Linked DNA regions of Homo sapiens: regions 2, 3, 4, 5, 6 and 7 are each linked to region 1. Evidence: chromatin loops called from intact Hi-C (ENCODE). Cell type or tissue: GM12878. All regions are shown on one strand. Region 1 overlaps SORL1 (sortilin related receptor 1). Region 2 overlaps SORL1 (sortilin related receptor 1). Region 3 has its middle 75 kb from the start of SC5D. Region 4 overlaps SORL1-AS1 (SORL1 antisense RNA 1). Region 5 holds the start of LOC105369533 (a long non-coding RNA gene). Region 6 has its middle 94 kb from the start of TECTA. Region 7 overlaps SORL1 (sortilin related receptor 1).

Region 1 (4,000 bases):
GGGGCTTTCCCTATATCTCAGAACCACTCTGCAGAAACACAAGGTACATGGAGACAGGTGATAAAAAATAAAAAGGGGGAGAATGCCAGGCCAAGGCAAATCATGCCCTGGACAATAAGGGAGGCATCAGAGGGCTCCAATACTGGGGAGGACATGAGCATTCATCAGTATGGGCCTTATCAGAAGAAAAACTGAAAGGGGGAGAAATATGAGGTTAATAAGCCAGTTAGAAGACTTCTACACTAAACAAAGAAGATCCACGAGCTACAGATAACAATGAGTTTAAATTTGTCCCAGCACTGCGCACAAAAAAGAAAGTACAAAAGCTGAACAGGATATATAAACAGAGATCTGATCACTGGATTAGTCAGAATTTGCTAGAGTCTATTAATGTCCTGGTCAGAGTTTCAATAAGCAAAAACAACTTGAAGAGGATAATCAAGTTATTCAATAAATATGTAGGCCTTGAGGAGAAAGGACAGACACAAAGTTTTGTTTTCTCTTTTACAATTCATTTTAATTTGAGAAGCATTTTAGGGGATACTGACTATTTGCCTATTATTGTAGGAGACACAGAGCAGGACTCAAAGTAGTAGACAGCATGATTCCCAAACAGGAAGTCCACACAATGGCTATGGAAGCAAAGATCAACACGCATGAAATAATTAGGAAGCAATATATGGCAGATCATAGTTAAGAATCAAAAGGTCAATGGGTAAGTTTAATGAGACTGGAAAAGAGATGGAAATCATTTAAAGGAATCAGTGAAAGCGCCACAGAGGTGGAGCTTGAAAGGAGAATAATACCCTACTTGTTCAAAGCAGAAATCCCAAACTTTTGTGAACCTAAGAATCATATGGGGATCTCCTGGGCTCCACCCAGAAATTCTGATTCTACATTTTTTTATAAACACCCCAGGCGATTCCATTAGGGTGGTCTTTGCATCACATTTTGAGAAGTTCTGATGATATGAATATATCAAGGTCTCTTTTGCTATAAAATCCATGCTTCTGTTTGCACTGATGGATGGTGGGTTTCAGTGATAAGGAAAGTAGGAAGACAAGGTTGAGGGTACAGGAGTTCCTGCTGAGGGCAAAACCTTGCTGCAGGTGCACAGGCAGGAAAGAAGCAAGTCTATCTGAAGAAGATCAGGAATCTAGCTTGGCTGATGTAAGGAATCCAGGGAGGCAAGGAGGAATCAGCTCACAGAGGGCCTGGAAAATAGAAATTGTCAAAAATTGATCTTCTAGACAGGAGAACAAGAGGAAACTCAATATGGCAAAAAGACCACCCTAGTAAAAACATCATTTTTATAATGTTTTATAAAAAACATAGAATCAGAATTTCTGGGTGGAACCCAGGAGATCCCTACATGCTTTAGGTTCACTAAAGTTTGGGATTTTGATGTTTTTAAACAAGGAAGCAATGGAAAGAACATGCTCACAGAAGAAGGGAAAAGATCATGCAAAGCATGCAAAAAATTATTTGTTCTCCTATTATAACTGAGTTTGAAGTAGACTCCTGCTTAGGAAAGAACACAGGATCCTCACCTCTGTTCCGCCTGCTGTTAGGAGCACACACGAAATGGGATTTCAAGTTCTACCCCACCTCCAACAATATGGTGACTACAGACCTTCAGCTGCCTCTTTGAGTTTAGCCACTAGATGGCAGTGCTTACCCTTCTTTTAGTTGGACAGGCCGGCCAACTAGCAAGCTGAATTGGGCTCTCTCCCCAGAGTTTAATACACACACAAAAAGTTCCACATTAATTCCAATTTGTACTTTCCCACTAAGAAGGCAGCAAAGGTGGCATAACCATAGCCTGGGTGGAAATCAGGGTGGCTGGCATCTTGCAGGAAGGTCAGAGGCCAGTTATAGAGGATGAGATGCTCCCATTCCAATTTCCTATGCATCTATGATCCAGGAAAAAATGCTAGAAATCAGCCTTCCCTGGAGGTACACCATTAGTAACAGGCAACCTGGCCACACAGCAGAGTCCCAGACAGCAGGGCATGGGGCCCGGTTGGATTGTGCCCAGAGCACACCCCCAGAAGGTCCTCTCCACAATAGCAGGTACCACAGGAGAGGACCTGGGCCAGAACTCACCAAGCAAGGGGCAGGCTTCCTCGTCAGAGCCATCTGCACAATCTCGGTACCCGTCGCACACCCAGGTGTCCATCACGCAGGTCCCACTGCTGCAGCGGTAGTAATTGGGCAGACACGTGGAGGGCCCAGGAGTCGAGAAGGGAAGAATATGTGAATCTGAGAAAAACACCAAGCACGGAAACCCAAAACATTAGAAGCAGCTTGATCTTAGACCAAATATGTCCCAAACCTAGTGCGGATGTCCCAGTTTTAGCTGTACCTGCTGAGGGAGGCCAGTGACTGGCACAGCTCTGAGCAGCGGCTAATCTAGAAATCATGTATAATGGGTTGTCAGAAGAGGCAATATTCTTTTCCCTTTTGGGGAGTAGATTTCCCTTACTATATTTGATTTCGGTTAATATTCAGATAAGTTTGCTTTTGCAGGGGCTGGTGAAAGAAACAGGTGGCTGAGGAGGCACAGGGTGGCTAAGAGAATTCCTACTGAGGCAAAGCATTGTGTTCTAGTTAATTCAACCGCAACTACTCCACGACCTGGTTCAGAGATGAGAATGCCAGAAAGGAAAGGGGCAAGTCTGCATTCCACATGAGTGCTCCTCAAATGCATTGTGGAGCACACAGGACCTGGGGGCTTATTAGCATGCAGATTCTGACTCTGTAGGTCTGGGGTGAGGTCAGAGATTCTACATTTCTAACAAGTTCCAAGGAGATGCAGATGCTACTGGTTGCAAACCATACTTTGAGTAGGAAGGCTCTAGACTTCTCACTCTGCCCTGCAAATACGGAATAAATAGCCTGAAAATAGGAGAAACCAACCACACTTATTTCAAAATGAGAAAGAGGAACAGAAAAAATTTGAGTCACTCCTCTCACAAAAATATGCCCCCCAAAACACGGAATCAGCCAGGCACATCCTGCATAGCTGGTGGAACTATTCTGGTGTGTCTTGGTTATGGGGCTAACCCAGGCCCCAGGGGCCTCTTACCTCCACAATCCTTCTCATCAGACCAGTCCCCACAGTCGTTCTCCCTGTCACATTTCCATCTGTTGGGGATGCAGTGGCCATTCTCACACCGAAACTGGAAGTAGCGGGAGCAGTTTGGGGCTTCTGTGGGGTTTTCTGCAGAGATCAACCACATCATCAGTTGCTTTCCCTGCATCAGTGTGAACACAGGGCTCCAACTCTAGGCATCCTCCTCCAGACCCAAGTTCCAGGGCAACCCACACTTCCCACCCATAAAGAGATAAGGCAGCTTCATGGACCCAATGGGGAACAAAAAATACACCTACAAACTAAACAAAACCCCATCTTCCCAGCCCCTAACCCATGTTCCTCTGATCTATACTACAATATCCTGAGAACAATCACCTGAATTTTAATTCTGACATTTTACCAAAGGAATAAAACAACTATTGATGGTAATCCAATCATGACAATAACTATTACATTGTGGCCTGTCACTTTTAGGGGGAGGTCACTCCATAATATTTACCATAATTCCTTATCTACCACCTTCCTTATACATAATGTGGTCTTCCCAACCACAGAAAGGAAAGGAGATCAAATAAACTTTTCCCTAGCACCTGCTGGGTGCCAGCTGCCCCCTTCAAGACTCAACTCGTATGAGTATTCAGGAACTGGCAGCAACTGCTGCTGAGTTACGGGAAGGCCAAGTCTGCAGTGGGGTTGCCGGTGAGTGTCCCTGTAACTGCAGGCATCACTGTTAACTAGAGGATTAGGATGTGAGGAGGCAGACTGGACATCTTACCGCAGTTGGCTTCATCAGAATAATCGCCGCAATCATCCATCCCGTCGCACTTCCAAATCAAACTGATGCACACTCCATTCTGACACTGGAAACCGAACTCATCACATACCTTGTGGAACTCAGGATCT
Region 2 (4,000 bases), 52 kb after region 1:
TTATTAAAATCGATTTGGCTAGGCGTGGTGGCACATGCCTGTAATCCCAGCACTTTGGGAGGCCAAGGCAGAAGGATCTTTTGAGGCCAGGAGTTTGAGACCAGCCTGAGAAACATAATGAGAACCACATCTCTACAGAAAATTTTTTTAAAAAATTAGTCACGTGTGGTGGTGCCCCCTGTGGTCCCAGCTACTTCTCTGGAGGCTGAGGTGTGAGGATTGCTTGAGTCCAAGAGTGTGAGGCTGCAGTGTGCCATGACTGCACCACTGCAGTCCCACCTGGATGACAGAGCGAGACCCTGCCTTAAAAAAAAAAAAAAAAGATACTGCTACAAAAAGGCTAGGGGTTAAACCAACTGGTAGGGTTACAAGGCAGAATAATAAATGTCAATGGGAGACTAAGTAATCTCCCCCTACAAATCTCTCACAAGGGGAGAAATCTCACCTGGCAGATATGCTTTTGGTTTAAGAAAATTTTGAAACAGATATTTGGATAAATTAACTCATTCAGTCTCCTTCTTGTAACCAGTGTGAAGCTAAAGGTTTATATTACTTTTAAAGCAAACTGAACCAACAGAGTCAACCTATTATCCAGACATGATGGCAGCCATCTGCCCACTCAGTGGTAATGCTAAAGTCTATCTATGTGTACGTTGCCAAGTTAATTCTCTTTAAGAGCTCCTCGAACCCAACATAACCTCAGGAAATGAATCACCCCATTTCTTGAGAGTTCCCAGAGGACTCTGACAATAACTCATTAATGAAATAACAAGCAGGTACATGACCAAGCATAGCTTGTATCTGAAAATACACTGCTCATTTAGAAAATGGTGCTCTTCAGAATTTTGGGGAAAAGGCTCTTGTCTTATCAACAGCAACAGTTAAGAGAACACGCATTTTGGACTGAATTCTGACCCCCAAAGGAGAACTTGTATTGGTAAAAGTAAGTGACAAGAACCTTGTGAAGAAACAAAGTCATCTTTGCATTCTTTTTTTTTTTTTTGTATTTTTAGTAGAGATAGGATTTCACCTTGTTGGCCAGGCTGGTCTCAAACTCCTGACATCAAATGATCCACCCACCTCAGCCTCCCAGAGTGCTGGGATTACAGGCGTGAGCCACCGCGTCTGGCCCATCTTTGCATTCTTAAGTTATGAAAGAGGATATAGGGCACTAGCCTTTAGGAATGAAGAAATCAAACTGTTCAGATAAAAATATAGACATAATCCCAGGGCCAAAAACTCTCAAGAAGATGGGAAGGTCAGATAATATAATAATAAAACATAATATAACCACAGATACTCTAAAAGGAAGAAGTGTGGTAGATACCCAACTTAGGACTCTAGCAGGCAGCTACCCAGAAAAGTTCCTGATGAGTTCAGGTTTCTAAAGAACATATTCAAGATGGGAAAAAAGGTCATATAACCAAGAGCAACAAATTCAGTTACTGCTAGCTAATTCCAGCTGTAATTCTCATAGCCAGTAGTCTGTTGGAATAGTAGCAAGATAAGTTCAAAATGAATCAAGGTTTATGTTTCAAATTACCAAAATAATTGGCAGACTGGTGGGTCAGTGGATTGGTTATCTGGCAAGTTCTATAAAGAATTAGAAAGGAATAGGATCATTGCTCTGATGGCCAATAGAATAAATAATAGCAGACATAATCATATGTATCAATTTAAAAAAACAGAGCACTTGATACACATTCATCCATTCGTTCATTCATTCATTCATTTATGAAAACCATCACCCAGTTCTTCCTATCTTTACTAGAACTTTGAATTGAAAATACTTTATGTTTTCTGGCTGATTGGAAAGCTGAAAACAAAAGAAATAAAGACTTCGTTAGTAAAAAAAAAGAAAAAAATCTTTGAATAACAACATAGTAGTAAAGCTGGGTCTAAAAAAAATAGAAAAAAAATTCTATTTTGCTTTTATCTTTATCAAGGAAAATAATCTTCAAATTGGACAAGAAAAACCATTTAAGTTAAAGGAAAATCAGTACAAAATAAATTCTAAGGAACTGAAAGACTTAAAGATAGGATGATTATAGCATCCTTTTCAATAATCTCTAGGAGAATTATGAAGAACAAAGATCTCAAAAACTAGAATAGGGAAAATACTTTTATTTCCTTAATGAAGAAAAGGTGGTTTCAAGAATGGATTATGAAACAGTTTATTTGAGAGCACTCAGACGAAAAGGAGGTCAAGGCTAAGAACCCAAATGGTTTCACACACAAGTCACAACAGACTAACTCCATTTCCTTTCCTCGTGGTAATTCTTGATTTGAAAAACAGGACAATGACACAGAACATTCTTTTTTTCATGAAGATCTTTGTGGACCACGCAGTCAGATAAAATTCACTGATGGTAAAATAAGCACATCCCAAGAGTGCTGACGTATGGTTTGATCTCAACCCAAGATAAGACTTCTAGTTCTCACAGAGCTCAACACATCTGTCAATGATCTGGATAGGGATCTGGAAGGCGAATCTGCCAAATTTGCAAAGGGTAAAAGGCTAATTGTATAAATAATATAATAAATGCCGGGGCCAGGCACAGAGGCTCACGCCTGTAATCCCAGCACTTTGGGAGGCTGAGGCGGGCGGGTCACAAGGTCAAGAAATCGAGACCAGCCTGACCAACAAGGTGAAACCCCGCCTCTACTAAAAATATAAAAATTAGCTGGGCGTGGTGGTGCATGCCTGTAATCCCAGCTACTCGGGAGGCTGAGGCAGGAGAATCGCTTGAACCTGGGAGGCGGAGGTTGCAGTGAGCCAAGATGGCACCACTGTGCTCCAGCCTAAGCGACAGAGTGAGACTCTGTCTCAAAAAAATAAATAAATGCCAAAAATACAATTCAAACCAAAAAAAAATAAGCAAAAATAAAAATAAAGCTCCACATGTAGTTTCAAAAACCTGTTTGCTCAAATACAGGACGGGGAACATCCGTCCTGTTGATTGATTGATTGTATAATAAGATCCATAAGAAAGAAGGATCTCAGGTATTTTAGTTAAAGTGAACTCAGCCTACTGATACCAGTTAAAAGATTGATAAATCTCAAAATCATTATGCTGAGTAAAAGAAGCCAAATACAAAACATACAAACATGAAATTCTGGAATAGGCAGCTACAGTGATAAACATACCAGTGGTTGCCTGTAATTGGGGCAGGGGTTTGGGGGTGGAGAGCACTGACTGGAAAGGGGCACGTGAGTATTTTCTGGACTGATGGAAATACTCTACATCTTGACATGCACCCTTCAGAACTGATTAAATGGTGTAGTCAATATCTGAGCATCCTGTGGTATGCAAATGATACCTCCTCTCAAAAAAAAAAAAATAGGAGCCACCAGTTTGAGATGGCTGTTAAAAATGGAAACACTGTCAGAGGTTTTTATTAATAGATACAGAGTGTTCAGAATCATGAAGACAAAATCTCAACATCTTCTGCATGTTTCAGGCTATTGGGGCCAGATCCAGGTACCACATTTTAAGGCACTGACATCGTGAGGCAGACCTAAGGGAGAACCTAGAAGATAGAGATTGAGGATCTATAGAATATGAGGAAAGGAACCGAGGATATTCATCATGAAATGGCAGACACTCAGGAGAACATGACAGGGTCCTTAAATACTTGAAAGGCTTTCATGCAAAAGGAAGTATCTACTGTGCATCTCCAGGGAGCAGAACAAAGTCCACGAATAGAAGCTGGAGGGAGGAGAATCTGGGCTCTCCCTTACCAGAGAACTTTAATTCACAAATGAATTAGTGAACAAATGAACAGCAAACTGTCCCAAAGTAAAATGGAAGCACCTTTTGATATGGCAAATTCCCCATTAATAGAAATGTTCAAGTATAGAACAAAAGATTGTCTATCACAGATGGCACGGAGAAAATTCTTGCAAAGGGTGGCGGAAGGCTGCACCAGATATTGTAATATGTCCAGATTCCTGCTGGACATCGCCCCTTGGACCCACAACAGAGGCTTCAATTCAACC
Region 3 (4,000 bases), 220 kb after region 1:
ATGTGAAAGGAAAAGAAATCTTGTGACCTCAAACTCACTAAGCCAAAGGGAAAAATCAAGCTGAGAACTGGGCCATGAAAACCTGCCTCCCATTTTGGTTCCCAAATAAGATGACTACAAGATGAAAAGCTACACACCTCCTTCATACTTTGCCCACAGGGAAATTCCTTGTGGCCTCCAAGATCTTCACCCCAAAGCATTTCTGTTAAAATTCACCAGGACAATGCAAATCGATGGCTTATCTTCACAGGTGCAGGGCCACATAGGACGGAACTCAAAGTCATCCTTTCTGCCCACCTGACACAAAGGCAGATCTGATCGTTTCCTCTGCCTTATTATCTATGTTATTTTATGTAAAAATGCAGATTCACTGAGCAAGACAAAGGCATGAATGACTATTTTCCCCCACCCCCCTCCTACATGAAAATTGTGTATTTCTCAATATCCTGCCCTTTCTCCTTTAAATTTGAAGCCCTCAGAATTATCTTCAGAGAAAAGGCATAGACCTGTCTCCAGAGTGTGAGTCCTTAACTTTGGCAAATAAACTTCCCAAAATGATTGACGCTTGTCTCGTCATTTGCCTCGATTGATAATTACCCACTGAGATAAATGCCTGTGATGCCTTAAGGTGCTCAGAACACAGAGTAAGTCTAGGATCTTAATGTCAGCATTGTGGTTTAGGGGAAAATAAAAGGTTGCTGTTCATACAGAGTGGTCTCTCATATATGCCTCGGGATTAAACTGCAATTCACAGAAAACCCTAACAATCTTGCTTTCTGAACGCTTTTTGAAAATATGCAGTGAATTGCCAAGACCAGGATGTTCTTCATCAAGGACTTCCGAGGAGATAAGATTTAATTTGCTTTTTTGTTGGTCTTCTTGGGGCGGGTGAACTCCAGGGAGTGATGTGTGTTTTCTGTAAAGTCAGCAAGCTATTGTTGAACAGAATTTCTGCAGATATTGTCAGTGGGAACATAATTTGGGTCAATGAATCATAAATTCTATTTTGGTAATTTGCCGAAGACAACATTGAAAACAGAGCTAGCCCAACGGGGAAAACTGGAAAGAGACACACAGCTCAATAGCATGGCAATAGGGCAGAGGGGGAAAGAAGTGAGACATTCTGCCTAACAGACTGCAGACTTCTCTTCAAATGATTAGCCACCAAGCAGGTTGGATTTTTTTTTTCCTTCCAAGTCCTGGGAACGACGGCAAAGCAGTTAACACAGACTGCACAGTCACAAACCAACAGAAACATGACACTTGAGGTAAGTCCCCTAAGATTCTCAGATAACTACCTCTGTTCAGTTCATCAACCCACAAACAATCCAAACTTGTCTCTTGGAAAAAATTCCCAGACCTTCAATGCAACAGCCTTGTGCTGCTCACATTGTTCTAGTTTCTGTAGGTTACAGAAAACAGTCAGCTCACACACTGGCTTCATCTTTCCTTCCTTTTGGTTCAGGAAATTCAGGTGCAGCTATTGGTGGTGGGAGGTGGATGGAGGAGCAGTGAAAATGAATGCAAATGAGGATGATTTTTTCATTAGATGTGGCTTTTCCTTAATACAATTTTATTCAACTTTATAAATGAAGAAACTGGAGATGAACAACAGTAACAAATAACCCCAAGTCTCCATTATTCATTCCAGGAATTAAATCTAGGACCTTCAACTCAGATGCCCTTTTGTTTAGCTCCTCAGGATACTGGAGGGAGAGAAAAATTTTACCTGAGCGTTTACTCAAAACCAAGGTCAGACAATGCTGTATTTACCTCTATCACCATCCTCTGCTCAGTCCTCAAGAGCTTTGTGCAAGTGAGAACAGCTGTCCTTTGTTTTAAACAAGGACAAGCAAGACAACTGAAGTTTAATTGCAACAGGATGCATTTGGATTAAGTGTGGGAAAAAAAAAATTGTTGGATTCCAAGTATTGTGAGACCAAGGAATGAATTACAGGGGAGAGTGACAACATTTTTTTTTTCTAAAGATTTTGGGGACAGCTCTGTTTCTGGAATGTCCGAAGATAGTCCATCCAATAGGACCAATTACCAGAATCCAGCCCCCAGAGCCTACCATTTCTATACTCATTCTTCTGGCTAATAAAGGGGGTTCTGCTTCACGCCCTCAGTACAGGTCTTTCAGCCATGACGACCAAGGCAGACCATTCTGGTTTCAGCTGGAGTGTTTCTGTTCTCATGAGACACCAGTCCACAGGGGTTCTCTGTCTCACATGTGGAAGGGAAAGTGAAAGTAGCTTCTTTTAAAATGAACAGTTACCTCCTTCTCATTGGCAAAAGGCCACTTAAATTTCCCAAGGGGGACAGAAAACCATCTTGCAAAGTTTAGAAGATATTCGTAGCAGCTGACCCGCAGCAATGTCCTAAAGCTGGGCTTTCAGAATCACTGGGTACTTGGCTCCATTCCAGTCTAATTAAGTCTCAAGGCTTGGGTAGTAGGACCCAGGCATTGATATTTTCGAAAAAGCTTCTCAGTTAACTTGAAAATGCTTCCAGGGTTGAGAAGCACCATTCTGAGTACAGTTGATATGCACCATCCTCTTTCAGAGCTTTTTAGGAGTTCAAATTTGGCTAGACCAAGGGAAGGACAGTACAAAGTGTCTACTTATATGAACTGTTCCAGTTGACTGCCATTTGATTGATGTGTTGGAGGATTAGGGCCCCAGCCATCCTATTAAGAAAGCAAGTGGACCACTGCCTGGCTGTGAGCCTGGAGGAAGCCACTTCAACGGCTTTGTTTCAAGAGCCAGGGAAGACAGAACCCGAGAGCTGTGTCTTGAAGGCTTCCTGCAGGGAGTGGGAGCTATGATTTTATTGCTAGAGAAAGAGTCTCCAAGCTGTTGATGGATTACAAGCTGCTGATCCGTCTCCAGCCCTCAGAGGGCAGAATGTGGAGAATTCCAAAACACAACATAACAGTTGCCTCTGGTACAAAGAAGACGCAGTAATTTGTGGAGGCCGCGTGGCTAAGAATGTAAAGGCAACCAAGCACTGGGGTTAAGAATTAGGAATCTGGATTTGAACCACCCTAGGTTCACATCCTACCACTTACTAGCTATGTGCCTTTAGGTATATTAATTAATTTGGGCTTCACTCTCTTATCTGTAAAATGAGGATAATAATAGTAATTACCTCATTTAATTGCGATGATTCAGTAAAATAATGGACGCTAACACTTATTTAAATATATAATGCATTCAGTAAGACTTGCCTGTATGTGTTTTGTTGGGGCAGAAGCTGCAATGGAGTCTGTGCTGATGAGGGTAGGAGTGGAGAAGGTGTTTCCTCGTCACCAGGGCAGCGGCATTGGAGATCTAGGACGAGCTAGGAGGGAAAGGTGTTCTCCACGACGCCAGGCTTGTACTGACAGGATTCTCTCAAAGTTGAGGTACCCAGTTGCTGGGTACAACCCCAGCACTTGGTAGGGAAGGAGAGCAGCTCTCATCCCAGGCTGTGCAGCCTGCGTCCGCTTAACCTTTAAAGCAAGTGAAGTTGTCACCTGGGTCTTTGTCCTCCTCATCATCCCTAGAGATTCTGAGTAAGAAAGTCTGGGGTGGACCCAAGGAATCTGTATTTTCTTAAGAGTTCTCAGGATGATTTAGCAGCATGGGCAGGGTTGAGAAGCATGGTGCAGTCTGCTCAGTGCAATTAAAAGGGTCATGAACACTCCTCTGCCCGACCTTGTTGGCGCACTGTATATTATTTTACTGCCAGAGATCATCAGCCCTGCAATTCCACTAAACGGGCATTTGTTTCAATTAACAAGTGGTCTCTTTAAAATGCACTTGATGTGAAACCCTACAGTTCTAGCACTTAAGATCAAATTCAGCAAGTGTTCAGAATTCTGAAGAGAGAGAAGGGCAGGAGGTGATTTGGGGACAGGGGGTGATGTGGGTACAGCAGACCTGGTCAGGGACTGAGAAGAGGGAGCTTTTGGCAACATGAAAGAAGAGGCCTTATGGCAGATAAGCAGAGGAAGTAC
Region 4 (4,000 bases), 140 kb after region 1:
TATTTCATTTTATGTTTCACTGCCCTCTGAACTCAGATCCTGGTTTTTGATAAGAATAAAGACACAGCAAGCAGGGCTGAAAGGGAGACTACCTTTATAGTTGCATACAAGCTGCTGTTCAGGGGAAGGAAGGGATGGTCAGTTCAATTTTCTAAAAACATTCCTCATCTCCGACAAGCCACGGTAGCCCGATTCCTACCCCGGCCCACTCTAGTACTTTTCAGGTAGCTTAGCAAAGCCCCCTCCTCTACCTAGGACTACCACTGACAACCTGCCAGAGTCAGGCCAGCTTGCCTCATCTCCCTGAAGCCAGTATTCAACCACCCTACCCTACCCCATGCCAGACTTGCTGGGGACCTCTGCCTCAGGTTCTGCACTCTCCCACCTCCTCCCACACCCGATTTTCTCCCCAAGTCAGATGATGTCTTTCTGTCCATCTCAACATAATTACAGAACCATCCAGTTCTCCCCACCAAGCAAATCATGCATTCTCTATGTTAACCACCCTGCTTTGTTCATTATACATTGTATACAGGTATCAAAATACCACACTTTCCCCAGTGTGGTATTATTGGGGTGCCTTCATCCTGCACCCCAACTTTGATGTTATTTCAGAGGGATTGAGGAAGTGGTAGCTTGTTTACAACCCAGAGCTGGTTTTGAAGCTGAGAGGAACGCCTTGCTCATATTGTGCAATTCAGCTCTAACTCATATATATAACATATATATTTATTATATACTTATATATGTCAATTAAAAATAATAATTCAAACAATCATGCATCCTCCAAGAAAGCCACTGAACCACTGTCACCTCCCACCCCTCATCTAGATCAGCTCTGTCTGGTCAGCATCACCTTACCAGGAATGGACAACCCCATGGTCTCTCAGGACCAGCAGCAAAGATATCTCTACTCCCATTTAGCCCTCAAAGGAAAATGAAGGGAATATGGCTAAAGTGAGAACATCCTGTAGATGATTCAATTATTGGGGTTTTTCCAACATATATTTAATGAGAACCTTCTCTGCAAGAGCAAGTGTCAGAGTCCCAGCAGAAAACAGAGACAGGAGTCTCCTAAGTGTGGATTTGAAGATGGGCATCTGTTTGCCCACACAAACTGCTGGCTTAAGGTTCAGATGGCCCCTTGCACAGAAGGACTAGTAGGGCAGGGCCAGCTACTTGCTCATTTTGATGTTGATTTGCAACTTGAATGCTAGAGAATTGGTAAGAATATTCAAACATGGTTAATTAACTCCTTGCAAGCCCTCCTATCTAATCATTATCTACATTCCAAACCATTCTCAGGTAGATAATCAGCAACCCCCCAAGACTGTGCCTGCTGCACAACTACAGAACGCAGTGGAAGACACGCTGAATTCTGAGTCAGAAGGTTGACTTTCTAGCTGTGGGGACTTGGCCAAACCTCCTCAGAGCTTCAGTTTTCTCATCTGTAAAATAGAGATCTTAATCCCTACCAATCTCACAGGACTGCTGAGAGTATCAGATGAGGTAAGTATATAAAATAGCTGTGCAAATTTGTGTGAAGGCCTCCAGAGAGAAATAGTGCATGCAGGTGGCATTAGAAACATAGATTCTAGTCCTGGCTTTGCAACCAAATTATTATGTAATTTTTTGTCTTGATCATCTTGTCTCTTACGATTTCTTCATAAGTTAAATGAAAAGACACCTTTCAGCCCTGACCACTCCCAAACCTTCAGGACCCCCACTGGGTTGTGAGATAGGAGCAGCCACAGGCAAGGTCACCCAGGACAGGAGTTAGAGCTGAATCGTGCAATATGAGTGAGGTGTTCCTCTCAGCTTCAAAACCAGCTCTGGGTTGTAAACAAGCTACCACTTCCTCTATCCCTCTGAAGTAACATCAAAGTTGGGGTGCAGGATGGAAGACAGTACCATATCCCCCTCTGTCCCATCTTGCATGGCCTTGCTCGGATGCTGCCCAGCATCATGACGAAAATCAACATGCACGGAAATGTAATGATAGACTCACAGCTGTGTATAAAACAGTCTTAAGCCTGTTGTCAGACTTTAAACTGCCCTCCTCTGTCCTACTGCCCATCTTAGGCCACTGGAGATGGAGGTAGAGGACAAACACACAGAGGTCACAGTGTCCTACATTTTTATCCAGGTGGAGTCATGTTTAAAATAGCAGCAAGGACAGCCACGAAGAGGAAAAAACTCCCCAAAGCCTAATTTGACTTCTTTCTGTTCTTTCTCTTCCTGTGGCCTTCTCACATGCTCACCTCCTGGCTGGCCAACTTCTATTCAGCCTTCAGGTTTCAGAGCAGCCTCCTTAGGCACCTAGGCTAGGTTACAGCCCTCACTCTAAGGCTCTAGTCCCCTGTAGCCTTTGATACTTCCTCTCTGGTCACTTGCTTAATCTCCATCTTCCTCTTAATCTACAAGCAGCAGAATGACAAAACCAGTCTATCTCATTCAAGTCTAGACGCCCAGTGCCCAGCATACTCTTGGCACATGGTGGCACTCAATGATATTTATAGGATGCATGCATTTAAATGAAGGTGAGAAGTGACACCACCTTTGTCCTGGTGGCAATGGTTGGTTAAGGGGCCAATGTAGTTGAATCTCAGATCTTTTCTTACCACCATCTGCTTCCCACCTCGTTTTCTCCCCCAAAGCAGGCCTCTCTGAGTCACGCAACCAGACCAGAGTCATTAAAGCAGAAAAGGGACTTCCCTGCCCTTAGGATGGTAAACATTGTTCCCTCTTCCATGTTACTTTGGCCAAATAACTACCATTGACCTCACCAGCTCAGGCAAAATAGAAATACCCGCCTGCCCCCAAAGAAATAACTCCTTCTCCTGCTGTTGCCAAAATCTACTTCAGTTAGGAAAGCGTCCAAGATAATTGATGAGGTTTAAAATACAAATGCACCCAGAGCATAGAATAAGTAACTTATATTCTCACTCTTGATTAAATTAAATCCAAAGAGGAGTTTCTGGAAATAGCAGTAAGTTATTTTGCATAGCAGTGATTTACATTTGCATAACATTATAACAGCATTATCTATCTCATTCCATCGCACAGCAACCCTTTGAAGTGGGCCAAAGCGAGAATTATTGTCACCCCCATTTTACAGACCTTAAGCATTGAAATTCAGAAAGGAAGACTATTTGCTTTGCCTAAAGTTAAACAGGCTTGCTAACTTACTGTTAGTAAGGGATAAATTTGAACCCAGGCTCCCTTTTTCTGCCACATCTGATACCTCTCTTAGGAAGAGAAGAGCTGGTATTTCAAGTCCTGGGTATAGTGGAACAGCGGGAATTAGGGCAGAAAGAAGGAAAGGGAGTGGCTGTAGGCCTCACCTCCTTCACAACTCAGCCCTGCCTTAACCAGCACTGTCTCCCTTCCTAGGTACCTAGCCTAGGTGAGATGCTGTATCTGCTTGACCCTCACGCCCTGATTGGGACAAGTTAGCAGTAATGTTACAGTTACAAAGCTCACAAGTCCAGTCCTGTTTTCTATACTTTTCTAGGAGATGAATTTAGCGAGGGATTTGGTTTCCAATGTGTTTCAAAACCTGTGAGAGAGCGCAAGTTTTAGAAGGTCCCTCAGACAGGCACAGTGACTTATGCCCTTAATCCCAGCACTTACAGAGGCCAAGGCGGGAGGATCGTTTGAACCCAGGAGTTCAAGACCAGCCTGGGCAATGTGTCGAAACCCCACCTCTACAAAAAATACAAAAATGAGCCAGGCATGGTAGCACATGCCAGTAGTCCCAGCTACTTAGGAGGCTGAGTGGGGAGGATCGCTTGAGCCCAGGAGGTCAGGGCTGCAGTGAGCTGAGATCGCACCACTGCACTCCAGCCTGGGTGACAGAGAGAGACCCTGTCTCAAAAAAAAAAAAAAAAAAAGCCCTCAAGTTTTGGTTCCACTGTTTACCCTTGTCTGGCCTTCATCCCTGCGTAACTCAACTTCCTGAACTTCTAGATCAAGAAAGCATTTAGACCTTTCTCACAAA
Region 5 (4,000 bases), 350 kb after region 1:
ACATTATAGGCTCCATAAATAACATAACCAATGTTTTCAATGAATTTGTGGTTATAGTTGATGACCACTGATTTCACTTCAGAAAGTCCAAATATAGCCTAGAGCAGTGTCTTAAAACTCTGTTGTGAAGGCTTCACTTTGTTTTGCACCAATGTAGTAGTAGAGGTTGAACATTCCCATCATAAAGGCCACAAACACCACAATGAACACATTCAGCCCATATCATGCCTGTGTGCTTATTAAATCTGTTTTTCTCCAGCAGAGGCAGGTTAAACATGAAACTGAAGCTTCAAGATGACTTGACTTGCCCTACGCAAAGCAGCGCATGATTTATTTTTTCCGGAGACTACTGCCAACCAGGCCTGTGTGTCAGTCTGTAAGCATCCAACAGCAGGTCTACTGTACAAATAGGTCTTTTGTCAGACACTTGATTAACCCAAAATACAGCCTTTCCTGTTGGATTAGTACTACCAAAGCCTCCTGTTCTTCTCACTGTGCTGCTTCCCAGCTTTATGTCAACAACTGAGCAATTCTTTTTCCTGGGGAAGCAGACCACAGAGTTGAGGAACTAATAACTAATTGAATTTCTCTGGTATAATCAGAACCAATCATTTCCGTATGCACAGTGCCACCTCTAGATCTTTCAAGTAATAGACCGACGGTTCCTGAGGGCAAGGGTCCCCCAACTCCCGTGGGGACCCTCTCCAGTGGCTCCCAGGAAGCAGGGAAATGAGAACTGTGCTGCAAAGGTCCACGGCAGCACTGCCCGCCGCGGTGGGAGACAATTGTTGCCGTTTGTAAGGGCACTGGCTGTGCCGGATATGCCTCAGTTTATTGAGGTGCTCTCTAAATAAACAAGCCTCAGATTCCACTGGGTCTTAGTACTACCAATTGCTCCAGGTTTTAATGTTGCAACTACAGGAGCGGTAAGTTTTGTAGCTAATTCATTTTCTCGCCCACTAAGGGGAGAGAGAGGAGGTGGCCATTCACTTAATTCAGCAGGTGGAGCTGAGGGGCTAGTAAAACATACCTTTTTCGGTTTCCCTTTCTTTGATTTCCTCCGGTTTCTGTTCCTCACATTCAGAATCTGAAGTTAGTTTTTTACACTCGCCCTCCTCTTCCTCATCTGAATCTGCCTCATGATCTGTTTGAAATGGCTCAAGAGCTGCTTTTATTAGTGCCCACATTGACCAAACCGAGACTGGAATATTTGCTCCACCTTTATATGTTTTTTTAAAAATCTCTGCCAATTCTCTCCCATTCATCCAACTCCATAGTCCCTTGTTCCGGGAACCATGGGCAAAACTGCTTTACTGCACTGAAGAGTGATAAATTCTGAGCACTAACTTTCACTCCCCCCTCTTCATAATAAACGCCTTAAGAAATTTAAATAAGCAGAATGTCTGCTTTCACTTTGTCCCATTGCTACCCTGGTTCTTCCCAGCACTCAGCTTTCCTGCTGAGCTTCTTTTAGACATCCTCAGGTGTCCTCTGATGATGCGTCCTCTGCTTTCACACGCTCTAGCGTTCCTTCACCGGGGTCTTTGTCACCCCACATTGAGCAGCCAGGAACGTTGGGGTGATCAGACCCAACACCAGGTCATGGGGGTGACAAAGCCCGGCGGAGTCAAAGGATTGAGAAAAAGCCAGTTTGAGACAGAGAAGTGGGACCAGCGGGCCATCACGATCGTGAAGGCCCTGAGCCCTGGGAGCCCCCGCTATTTATTTGTAATCCAACAAAGAAACAGGTGGTGAGAATGTGGAGGTCAAAAGGGCAGGCACATGATCTACAGCTGTGACAGTTTAGCATTTATATGGAACATGTTCTGCTACTTGAGATAACGGAAATACAATGGATCTAGGAGCCTAGGAGGGCTAGAAGCAAGGAGCCAGCAAGTCTAGACACATTCCAGAGGACATTATGTCAGTCACGCAAGCCCCACCTCAGCTTTCTTCCCAACGCTCAGCTTTTTTCCTTAACACTTTCTCTTTTATTAGAGACAAGATCTCACTCACTCTGTTCCCCAGGCTGGAGGGTAGTGATATGATCATGGCTCATTGCAGTCTCAAACTCCTGGGCTCAAGTGATTCTCCCACCTTAGCCTCCTGGGTAGCTGGGACTACTGGTGAGAGCCACCTACATGTCTCTTAACCATGAATTATGTTCACAAAAATCCAAACTTCAGAGTCATTTTGTATAGACCTGTGGTTACAAATTCTCAAAGGCGACTTTCTTTTTCTACTAATAACCCAGCCCAAACCAGAAAAATTTACTTCTGGTTTCCTTTGCTCTGATGTGAGTTTTTTTAGTTGGTCCATTGTCATCATGGGTATTGCTCTCCAAGGATCCTCCCTTGCTCTGGCAAGTTCATCTTCTGTCTCCCAGTAGCCATTAAAATAACCACTTTTAGGTTACCAACATTGCTAAATGCATGGGAGGCAGTGAAGGTTTTATTGTCAGCTTTCTATTCTGATTTCCAGCTCCCTTTTAGTTTTGAATGATGAGAATTTCTTTGACCTTCTATGAGGTCATTTATACTTTTATCAATATGATTATCACATTTTATCTTGTATTTCCAGATGTTTGCACTGGAAGGAATGTTTTGGCTATCTAGTCCACCATGTTCCTGGATATGTATGTCCCCAAGGTGGTTTTCATTCCATCCCACAGTTGTTGGCATTTCCTAACAATATCTCCTCAAGGGCTCCATGAGAAACAGTTACATCTGCCGTGTATTCCTCACTAACAACCCCCTCCCCAATTTTCTTTTTAATTACTGTAGTCCTGCTTAACTCTCACTACACAAAAGAATCTTTATTCACCTCTCATCATCCTGCTACTTCAGACAACACTTTAAAGGCACTGGTCCCACAGTTCTAGCTCATAAGTAGAATAAATGGAAAAAGAAAAAATATGTGTGTGTGTGTGTGTGTGTGTGTGTGTGTGCAGTGTGTATCTATTTATATTCATTTCCTAACTACCAATACTTTGCATTTCCAAAATTGCACCTACTACCTCCATGCCCAGTTCTTGTATTTTACAAAAGCCTGTTTGTGGTGAGCCTTCCTGGCTCTGGAGATAGCTTTGTCCTTTCCCATGGCACTGTGACAAAAACTGCAGCTACCTCTGCAATTTTGAAGTCCTCAGGATATCCATCCCTACTCTAGGAAATAGAACTCTGATTTCTCTGTTTGTGATATTAGGCAACTCTTTTCTGGCATCCAAATCAATCAGTTTTCACAAGAATCTGATGATGTTTGTGATCACAGTCGGAGTCTGTGGAGCCCTACCTGTAGATTCCAGCTACCACTAAGATTTCAGATCAGCTGCCACTCCCCTGACTCAGTGAACTCACTGCAGCTTCAGCATGGATTGCAATCTCCGTTCCGAGCCAGGCCACCACATACAGTTTGCAGGTTGTGCATTGAACAGTTTTAAGAAACACCTGTCAATTGAGAAAAATGACAAGATAAGTCTCAATCATTTTAGGAGGTTTATTTGCCAAAGATATAAGCGTGTGCGCCCGGGAGACAGGACTATGCCTTTCTCTGAAGTTGATTTTAAGGGCTCCAAATTTAAAGGGGAAAGAGCGGAATATTGAGAAGTACACAATTTCCATGTAAGAGGAAGGTAGGGAAAAATAGTCATTCATGCCTTTGTCTGGCTCAGTGAATCTACATTTTTTTACATAAGATGACATAGACAAATGAGGCAGAGGAAAACTGCAGGGAATCTGCATTTTACATAAGATAATATAGACAAAATGGGGCAGGGGAACATCAGATATGCATATGTGTCTGGTGGGCTGGGGGTGACTCCACCTATAAATATAAGCTATCATTTTACATTGCCATGGTGAAATTTTAACAGAAATACATTAAAAGATCTTGCAGCTCACTAGGAATTTCCTTGAGGGCAAATGGGGGGAGGCAAGTAGCTTTACATCTTGTAGCCATCTTATTTAGGAACCAAAAGGGGGAGGCGGGTTTGTGTGACCCA
Region 6 (4,000 bases), 400 kb after region 1:
GAAGCATTTAACTTTGTATGATGGAGACATGTTTTCCTGTGATTTAGGCAGCCTGTGTTTTCAGGGAAATTTGTCTAAACAAGATACAAATGTCAACTTAGTTTTGGGGTTCTACTTAAAATTAACTAATGAAAGTAATTTTGTATCAACATGACCAGGTTGAGAATACAAATAGAACAGGCTAACAACAGGAGACATGAATAAAATCCATAGTGGCCAAGTATCTCTAGACTCACTACATTCCTGCTAATCTTAAATTAATATTCAGAATACTTCCACTCTTCTTCTCTCTTGGAGATTCAAAGTAAGCATTTCAAATATGGGGCTTTTTTAGGGGGAAAAAATTGGGTTATGTGCTATCCACAGCCCTTTTTCTCATTTTATGCTTTGAATATTCTGATATGACACCTAGATGCTTCTGCATTATATGTTAAGTCATTTTCCCCTTGTCGAATTAGTTTGCCAAATTGCTTTCTGATCGTGACTTTTCAGGAGAGCAGACTCCGTCCCCTGCACGGCTGCAGATATTCCTTAACAGCATTTTGCAGTCATCAACGTAGAGACTCATGGAAAGTGTGAATAAATACACACTTGTAACTTCTTGATTTGAATGACCCACCTAGTTATATAAACCACATTTAAGGACCAGGATGGCCTGTTAAATTAAGAATGTTTTTGGCAGATAAAAGGGAAATACTAGGAACCTTGTTTTTTCTGCCTTTGGTTAACATATAATTAACTCAGTAACAAATTTCTATGTGCCTACAGTCTTGAAATTTAAATAATTCCACTAATACTAGGTTGATCCAACGCAAAGGTTTTCAAGCCTTAAAGTAATTAAATGTTATCTTTTTCAGTAAAATAATGTATTTTTGCCCAATTAAAATAGGGCAATATCGGTGGATTTTTGTACCCTAAAGTATTCCACAAAGGAATTCAAAAGTTAGGGGGAGAAAATAAAGAATTCTAAGTTTGTTTGTTCTTAAAAGGCTCAAAAGGTCACTATCATTCTAATATGTCTCATTAGAAGTTAAAAATTATTAAATAAACCTACACATAAAAGCATACATATATGAGTAGGTTTATGTTCTTCTTTAGTTAGTACTTTTGGATATATATAACTTCAACTTAGTACTTTTCCTCTAATTTCTCTGTCAGAATGCAGCATGATCTAGGACTGAACAATATTAAATACAGTGGCAAAGCATTTGTTATGAAAGATGCTACATTTGTGTAAGGGATTGTTATTTCGTCCAATAGGAGACTATCTTAATTTCAAAATTATTTCACCATCAGTATCTTATGCTACTGAACAAAACAACAGCTAACCTAGAGGCTAGATGCAAACAGAAACACACAACGAAATGTACAGTGAACATTCTTCCTCCATTTGTTTCCTTAGCAAATAGAATTTGATTGCTGAGTTCTTCATGGAATGATGAGTCTTTTGTATTTTATTTCTATCTATAGACACAGAGATCTGTCCCTCTGCCATGGAGATGTTGTCTTATATGAGAGTCGTATTTCAGCAAACATAATTAAACCATCACAAACAGAGCCTTCCATTAGTCAGAACAGAGTTATTGCCGTTGTGCTGTAGGTGCATGTGAAAGTATTTCACATTCTGCTGGGGGGAAAAGACCACTAAATATTGCATGGGTTTTTCTTGATCAGATTGTTTATTTCTCAACATCTTAAAGAGGTACTTAATTTTTCTTGACAGCTATTTTTGTCAACACATTAGAGAAACGGATATTAAGGGCAAAATTTGCATGGGATGCCAAGTGCTGGTATTTCCTGGAGTAATGCGTACGGTATGCATAAAAATAAATCCCATACTGTTCTCCAGAAAACGTCCTTGGCATTTGATGTGTTTTCTAAAGCTATATTCTCATAATGTCCTGCGTCTAAGGTTTCAGGGTGGTAGTGGGGCGGGGGACCGGAATCATAATTCGATTGGTGTGGTTCAATACACATTTGAGCTTCATGCAAAAATAAACAGCAGACACTAGAGGGCGCTGTTTCATTTCCTTTTTCACTGGACTGTGCTGCAGATGTCAGCGTATGGGGCACTGCAAAATATCATCATGGTCTTCTAAACAGGCCCAAATTGCAATGAAGTACAAGCTGTAGAGATCCCCTGAGTTTTAGGAGAAAGGCTGGGAAGTTCAAAACAGGGTGGATGGTAAATTAATTCAGAATTAGTAAAGAAGTAATTTTTTATTACCCTAGCCCTTCATGATTGTCTTTTGATAATTACTTAATTCCTCTGGTTGAAAGAAATTTTATTAGATTTCAAGCTCCCACTAAATGTCAAATGGTTCTAAAAATAGCTAGAATATTAGACAATGTTAAACAATTAGCGCTCTCAAGTTTTGTCGTTAGAATTTTGAGTAGAATACATACCTACTACTGGTTGAGAAACTAATTACAGAATTCCCAGTGGTCACAAATGTCAGACCCCAAGATGTTTCTTTTGATATCAAACAAATACCAAGTCAATAAGATTCCCAATTAACTTCGTTTTCAACCTTTGCTAAGCATGCACTTTCTCACCCCTTCACCCCGCAAGTAAATCTTTTAGAGCAGCAGGAAAAGGCAATGCTCTGAAGTTATCTTAACATATACTATCATATGGCTTCTCTTTGTAAAAAGAGAAGGGATTGGGTTCGAGGGGGTAGGAGAGTGGGTGGGGTTCCCCAGTTCAAGTGTCTAGTGCCACTTTGTGACATAAGAACATATGAAAAGAAGCTTCATGTTCTTATGTTACCTAGAGGAAAATTAAGGTATTGAGGCATGTAATAATTTGTGTTTCAAGTAGAGAATTAGTGGAAGAGTCAGGATCATCTCTCAGTTCTTCTGCCTTCCAGGAAGTCAACTAAAGGGCCCGTTTGTTTTCAGTTCTGTAGAAGTATTTCTCTTTAATCCAGATAGAAGTGACGGACTCAAAGGCAATGTGAGCACCATCACCACTGATTTCCAGTTCTTCTGCCTTCCAGGCACACGGGATGTTTGTGCTTCCTCATCTCTAAAAGTCAGTTACAGCCATCTGGCTGTCATTGACCAATGAAGTGGGAACAGAAGCGATATGTGTCACTTCAGGCAGAAGCACGGAAGAGCTACGGTGGGATTCTCCAGGCTGTCTTCCCTTGCAAAGGTGAATCTTGAAGCCACACATTGAGCTGACAACATTGAAGGATAATAAAGCCTCCAGCAACTTCCATTCCAGGATGACAATGAAAGCAGGGGCGACTTGTGTGAGTAAGAAAGAAACCTTTGTTAAGTCACTGAGATTGTGGGGGTGTTCTCCTTTTTTGAGACAAAAATCTCATTCTGTTGTCCAGGCTGGATTGCAGTGCCATGATCATGGCTCACTGCAGCCTCAACCGCCCAGGCTCAAGCGATCCTCCCAACTGAGCCTCCCAAGTAGCTGAGACTACAGGCATGCGCCACCACCCCTGGCTAATTTTTGTATTTTTTTTGTGGAGATGGGCTCTCACTATGTTGCTCAGGCTAGTCTCAATATCCTGGGCTCAGGTGATCTGTCTGCCTGGGTCTCCCAAAGTGCCGGAATTATAGGTATAAGCCACCACACCTGGCCTGGGGTTTTCTGTTGTGGCATTACAACCAGGTTTATCTTGATGGTAGACATGTGAAGGATGCCAACCAAGTGAGAAAACCAAAAGCCAAGAATGAAAGTGTGGCAAAAAGGATTTCAAGTAAAAAGCTTTAAGAAAAAAAACTAGAATTTTTAATCGAGGAATTTCTAATGACTTTAATATGGGAATCAATAAAGAGGTGTTGTCAAGTAAGTAATACACCATTTCCTCCTTGTATGTTTTCAGTTAAAATTCATCTAAAAAGGCAGGTGTGTTGGCTCACGCCCATAATCCCAGCACTTTAGGAGGCCAAGGTGAGTGGGTTGCCTGAGCCCGGGAGTTCGAGACCAGCCTGGGCAACATGGTAAAACCTCATCTCTACTAAAAATATAAAAAATTAG
Region 7 (4,000 bases), 120 kb after region 1:
GTCTGAGGCACACGTGGAAGGAAATCAAGCTTCTGGGACTCCAGCCCGCACAGTCCACCCCACCCACGAGTAAGCCTAGACTGATGACAGTTCAAGCCTGGGCCAACCTGCCCTCCGAGCTGTCTTCTCATCAAGGCTCTGCGGCAGAAAACCCACAGCTCCTTTCTCCTTCTCTCGCTTCCTCCCCCCAGCACACTCGAACTTTCCCCACCCACTCCTTGAGGTGCTCTCAGATGTCATCAGGGAAAAGAGAAACACCTGTGCCACATATTTGGCTGGCAGAAGGACAAAGCAGCTAATCCTTAACGACGTTACTTGGAGTTTTAAATACCTGCATTTAATTTGATCCAGGATCAAACTCTTTTTGAAAAACATTTGAAAGGCGACCTTACTTTAAAGAAAAGGACCTAGGAATATGTGTCCTTCCAAAATGTCTCTCCTCATTCCCAGATAGAGAAGTCCAGGCAAGCACTAACAGAGAAGTGCAAATAAGAAATAGAAGTAAATAAATTATTTAATCCAGAATGCTACAAAGAGAAAGCAGCTAAAGGAATCTCCTCCGGTCGCTGAAGCCTTCCCTTTTCCTCCTCTCCAGCCCAATCCCCTGGATCCATCTGGAGATCAGAAACTCACAACACATGTGCCCTGGGAATCCCAGCTAAAAGTTTCCTCCCCTCCCAAAACATCTGCACTCTTGAACCAGAGTGGGGATAGAAAACTATGCAAATGTCAATACAATAAAGGACTAGGAACCTAGAAAAAAAAAATCACCCATGTTCCCCTGGGATCTGGGATAAAAAGTCCTCAAATATTCAACTTGGGCATCCTCAAAGATGACATCAAAATGCTCCCTCTGGCAGGTAACACTCAGATAATGCTTTGAGTAGGTTGCAAAGCTTTCAGTGATCAGAGTGGGCAAAAGGTCTGAAGATAACTTGCTGAAATCGATCTACTCAGAGGACAGGAGACCTCCTCACCAATCCCAAGGCAGGTGAAAGGTGAGAAGAGCACCAAGGGCAAGCCTCAAAACATCCAAGGGCTTTTCTACAAAGAAAAACTCCCATCCTGGCTAACACGGTGAAACCCGGTCTCTACTAAAAATACAAAAAATTAGCCGGGCGTGGTGGCGGGTGCCTGTAGTCCCAGCTACTCGGCAGGCTGAGGCAGGAGAATGGCGTGAACCCGGGAGGCGGAGCTTGCAGTGAGCCAAGATTGTACCACTGCAGTCCAGCCTGGGCAACAGAGCGAGACTCCACCTCAAAAAAAAAAAAAAAAAGAAAAAAAGAAAACCTCTAGAAGGCAAGCCTGGTAAAACACCTGTTTGTTTGTTACTTTGTTTCTTTCTCTTCTTTTTTTTAAGGAAAGCTTTTTTTATTAGATGTCCCTTTTACTCATAAGAGCAGACTGAAAAGGGGCAGCCCAGTAGGGGGATAAAATCCCTGGCAAGAAATGACTTGTACGAGGGCCACCAGGCACTCGCAGGAACAGCTCAGCTCCTTTGCTTGGCGAGATGTCAGGCACATCCTGGTCATAAGAATAACTCCCTGGTGAGTCACAGCTGATCCCCAAGGCAGCCCGGGTGCCCATCCCCCCACAGCAGACCTAGTTGCAGGAATCAGGAATGGATGCGCGCAGGACAGGGGAGCCAGCAGGCAGGCTGACAGGAAGTAAATTTTATTATCAAGACATGCATTCTACCCTCTGGCCTCACCTGTCTCCTCTGTCTCCACCTTGCCCCCATCCTCACCCCCAGGGGAAAGAAAAGAAGTCAACAAAGCAGGCTTTTCCTGCTAGCTCTCCATGGCATGTGGCCAAGACACCAGCAGCCCAGGGCAGACCCCAGCAATCAAGAACAACCCACAGGTCCCTAGATCCCTTTACTTAATCAGTGGCTTCCGGTTTGTTTGGTTCCTTTTCCATCCATCCCCAAGGATCTCCCCCTGATCTCCCCTTTCCTCCTCCCCAAGCCTTTTTCCATCGCCAATCCCCCACACAGGTCCCACACCCAGAAGACACTGGCCTGGGAGTGGGTGGGAGGGTGGTTTTCCCAGGAACATAACCTTGACGTGCAATCAGCTATAACCACAACCCCGGGGTGTGAACAACCTTCCCTCTCCCCTGTCTAGCTCACAGGGCATAGCTGGAGCTTGATAAATGAGACACAATTAATTGGAGCTGTTAAGGCAGCAGGGAGGGGCCGAGTGCCTCCCCTCAGAAGGCAAACAGAGAAAAATTACATGCCACAGAAACCTCTGAACACAGAAACTGCATCATAAACAACAAACAGCATCTGGCTCATTGGCAGGTCGTTAAGAGTCAAGATAACTCCTCCCACCCCACCCCCCAAAGATCACCTGGCCTAGGGGGGTCCCATGCCCCACTGAAGGTCAGAATCACCTAAGAGGCCCCACTCCACGCCTACCGGCTCTGTCGCCCTCTGCCTGGAGCCCAGGAATCAGTCTTTTTTAAAAGACACACCCAGCCGGGCGTGGTGGTTCATGCCTGTAATCCCAGCACTTTGGGAGGCCAAGGCAGGCAGATCACGAGGTCAGGAGATGGAGACCAACCTGGCTAACACAGTGAAAAACCGTCTCTACTAAAAATACAAAAAATTAGCCAGGCACGGTGGCACGTGCCTGTAGTCCCAGCTACTCGGGAAGCTGAGGCAGGAGAATTGCTTGAATCTGGGAGGCAGAGGTTGCAGTAAGCCAAGATCATGCCACTGCACTCCAGCCTGGGCGACAGAGCGAGACTCCGTCTCAAAAAAAAAAAAAGGAGACACACCCCAACCCCAGGTATTTCTAATGCAGCTTCTTTGGGAAACAATGAATCTAGTTGATTCCCCTGCCTCCTGGCAGGAGTTGGAACTAAATGACGGTAGCTAGAAAGATGTACCATTTTTGGCGGGGGGGCTTGTCTTTGGGGATTTGGGATGGTCATTAAAACTCTAGGATATACTGATGATATATGCTACAATGTGGCTGAACCTCACAAACAATATGCTAAGTGAAAGAAGCCAGATACAAAAGGTCACATATTGCATGATTGCATGACACCATTTATATGAAATGTCCCGAATAGGTAAATCCATAGGGAGAGAAAGCTGATTAGTGGTTACGAGGGGCTGGGAGATTGGAGAGGAGGGAATCACTGCTTAATGGGTAAGGGGTTTTATTTCAGAGCGATGGAAATGTTTTGGAAATCATGGTAGCACAACATTGCGGCGATATTAAGTTCACTGAACTGTTCACTTTAAAATGGCTAATTTTATGTAATGTGAAATATACTCAAATTTTTTTAAGGCCTCTAGGACCTGCAGAGAACATTATATTTCTCAAGTGCTAATCAAGAACCTAGGAGCTTCCACTCTTAAGAAGTGCTCCTTTTATCTCATCTCAAGCCCTCATGCTACCAAAATATGCAGCTAGAATGAGTCATACAGGAGGCAGGCTGTGGACTGGGTCTCTGGCCAAACCAATCCTTCAAAGTGCTGTCAGCGGCATCTGCAGAGCCACAGCATCCGCACAGGCCTCCCTGTCCCCAGCTGGAGAAACAGCCGCAGGCCCAAGGCTAGCATCCACCGCCAGCTCACAACAGTGGATGCCACCCACACCTTGACTCGCCTCGGCATCTTCATCGAACAAGTCCATATCACCCCACAAGTGTTGTCCCTCAGCCCCCTGCGTGCCCTGGCAACCCGGAGAGGTGAAATGATTCACCTCCTATTATTCAGAGTGAGGGGAAGGACCTGCTACCACCCAGTCCTCAAGTTCTGGGTTGTTATAAATAGAGGGGAGGAAGTCAATGGCTTGGATGAAGGGACTGATTACTCATGCGTTCACTTGCGGATGAAGTAGGCACTGAGGTCTGCTAGGTGCCAGGCACCCTGTAGGCTCTTTAATCATTTCTTACCTGTTAGCTCACACAGAGCACTTCTGGGGGAATTAGGGTTGCAAGTCTAAGCCAATGATGAGAAGTTTCCAATAAAACCACCGAAATC

The links. A loop is a pair of places that touch in the nucleus more often than their neighbours do. Peaks named below come from ENCODE experiments on the same cell type or tissue, not always from the same donor. Only the 100,000 strongest peaks of a DNase experiment are listed, where the experiment ranks them.
Region 2: it touches region 1 in a loop (7-fold over the local background); 9 of 110 quality-filtered maps call a loop at or near these places.
Region 3: a loop joins it to region 1, with 7 times the contacts of the local background. A loop is called at or near these places in 3 of 110 quality-filtered maps.
Region 4: it touches region 1 in a loop (7-fold over the local background); 51 of 110 quality-filtered maps call a loop at or near these places.
Region 5: a loop joins it to region 1, with 5 times the contacts of the local background. A loop is called at or near these places in 63 of 110 quality-filtered maps.
Region 6: a loop joins it to region 1, with 4 times the contacts of the local background. A loop is called at or near these places in 11 of 110 quality-filtered maps.
Region 7: it touches region 1 in a loop (6-fold over the local background); 48 of 110 quality-filtered maps call a loop at or near these places.

Annotation. Positions count from the first base shown.
Region 1 is chr11:121,589,263-121,593,262 of GRCh38, reverse strand. It overlaps SORL1 (sortilin related receptor 1), which reads right to left. Exons shown (of 48, transcript NM_003105.6): 29 at 3,873-4,000; 30 at 3,089-3,223; 31 at 2,107-2,262. Among named protein-coding and RNA genes, the nearest start is that of SORL1-AS1, 140 kb to the right of the region's middle. RefSeq lists an enhancer at 3,300-3,399. In GM12878, a CTCF peak has its summit at 1,654 (motif pointing right); DNase peaks (open chromatin) are centred at 265, 1,682, 2,307 and 3,002; H3K4me3 peaks cover 2,106 bases; H3K27ac peaks cover 3,932 bases.
Region 2 is chr11:121,537,526-121,541,525 of GRCh38, reverse strand. All of the region lies in intron 12 of SORL1 (sortilin related receptor 1), which reads right to left. Among named protein-coding and RNA genes, the nearest start is that of SORL1-AS1, 87 kb to the right of the region's middle. In GM12878, no CTCF peak of the experiment used is centred here; DNase peaks (open chromatin) are centred at 715, 2,275 and 3,295; H3K4me3 peaks cover 865 bases; H3K27ac peaks cover 3,500 bases.
Region 3 is chr11:121,365,917-121,369,916 of GRCh38, reverse strand. No RefSeq gene overlaps it. Among named protein-coding and RNA genes, the nearest start is that of SC5D, 75 kb to the right of the region's middle. RefSeq lists enhancers at 2,222-2,321, 2,362-2,461. In GM12878, no CTCF peak of the experiment used is centred here; DNase peaks (open chromatin) are centred at 1,294 and 2,306; H3K4me3 peaks cover 1,367 bases; H3K27ac peaks cover 3,214 bases.
Region 4 is chr11:121,447,205-121,451,204 of GRCh38, reverse strand. It overlaps SORL1-AS1 (SORL1 antisense RNA 1), which reads left to right. Exons shown (of 3, transcript NR_183636.1): 2 at 1,306-1,509. Among named protein-coding and RNA genes, the nearest start is that of SORL1, 3.1 kb to the left of the region's middle. RefSeq lists an enhancer at 2,448-2,527. In GM12878, no CTCF peak of the experiment used is centred here; no DNase peak of the experiment used is centred here; H3K4me3 peaks cover 1,819 bases; H3K27ac peaks cover 4,000 bases.
Region 5 is chr11:121,234,500-121,238,499 of GRCh38, reverse strand. LOC105369533 (a long non-coding RNA gene) reads right to left here and starts at 1,697. Exons shown (of 3, transcript XR_948108.3): 1 at 1,031-1,697. It also overlaps the pseudogene TRPC6P5. RefSeq lists enhancers at 733-1,272, 1,273-1,812, 1,735-1,924, 1,813-2,352. In GM12878, no CTCF peak of the experiment used is centred here; DNase peaks (open chromatin) are centred at 269, 1,069 and 2,239; H3K4me3 peaks cover 1,856 bases; H3K27ac peaks cover 2,812 bases.
Region 6 is chr11:121,192,928-121,196,927 of GRCh38, reverse strand. No RefSeq gene overlaps it. Among named protein-coding and RNA genes, the nearest start is that of TECTA, 94 kb to the right of the region's middle. In GM12878, a CTCF peak has its summit at 2,017 (motif pointing right); a DNase peak (open chromatin) is centred at 2,027.
Region 7 is chr11:121,464,307-121,468,306 of GRCh38, reverse strand. All of the region lies in intron 1 of SORL1 (sortilin related receptor 1), which reads right to left. Among named protein-coding and RNA genes, the nearest start is that of SORL1-AS1, 13 kb to the right of the region's middle. RefSeq lists enhancers at 242-291, 1,707-1,776, 1,340-2,539. In GM12878, no CTCF peak of the experiment used is centred here; DNase peaks (open chromatin) are centred at 135 and 3,457; H3K4me3 peaks cover 3,820 bases; H3K27ac peaks cover 4,000 bases.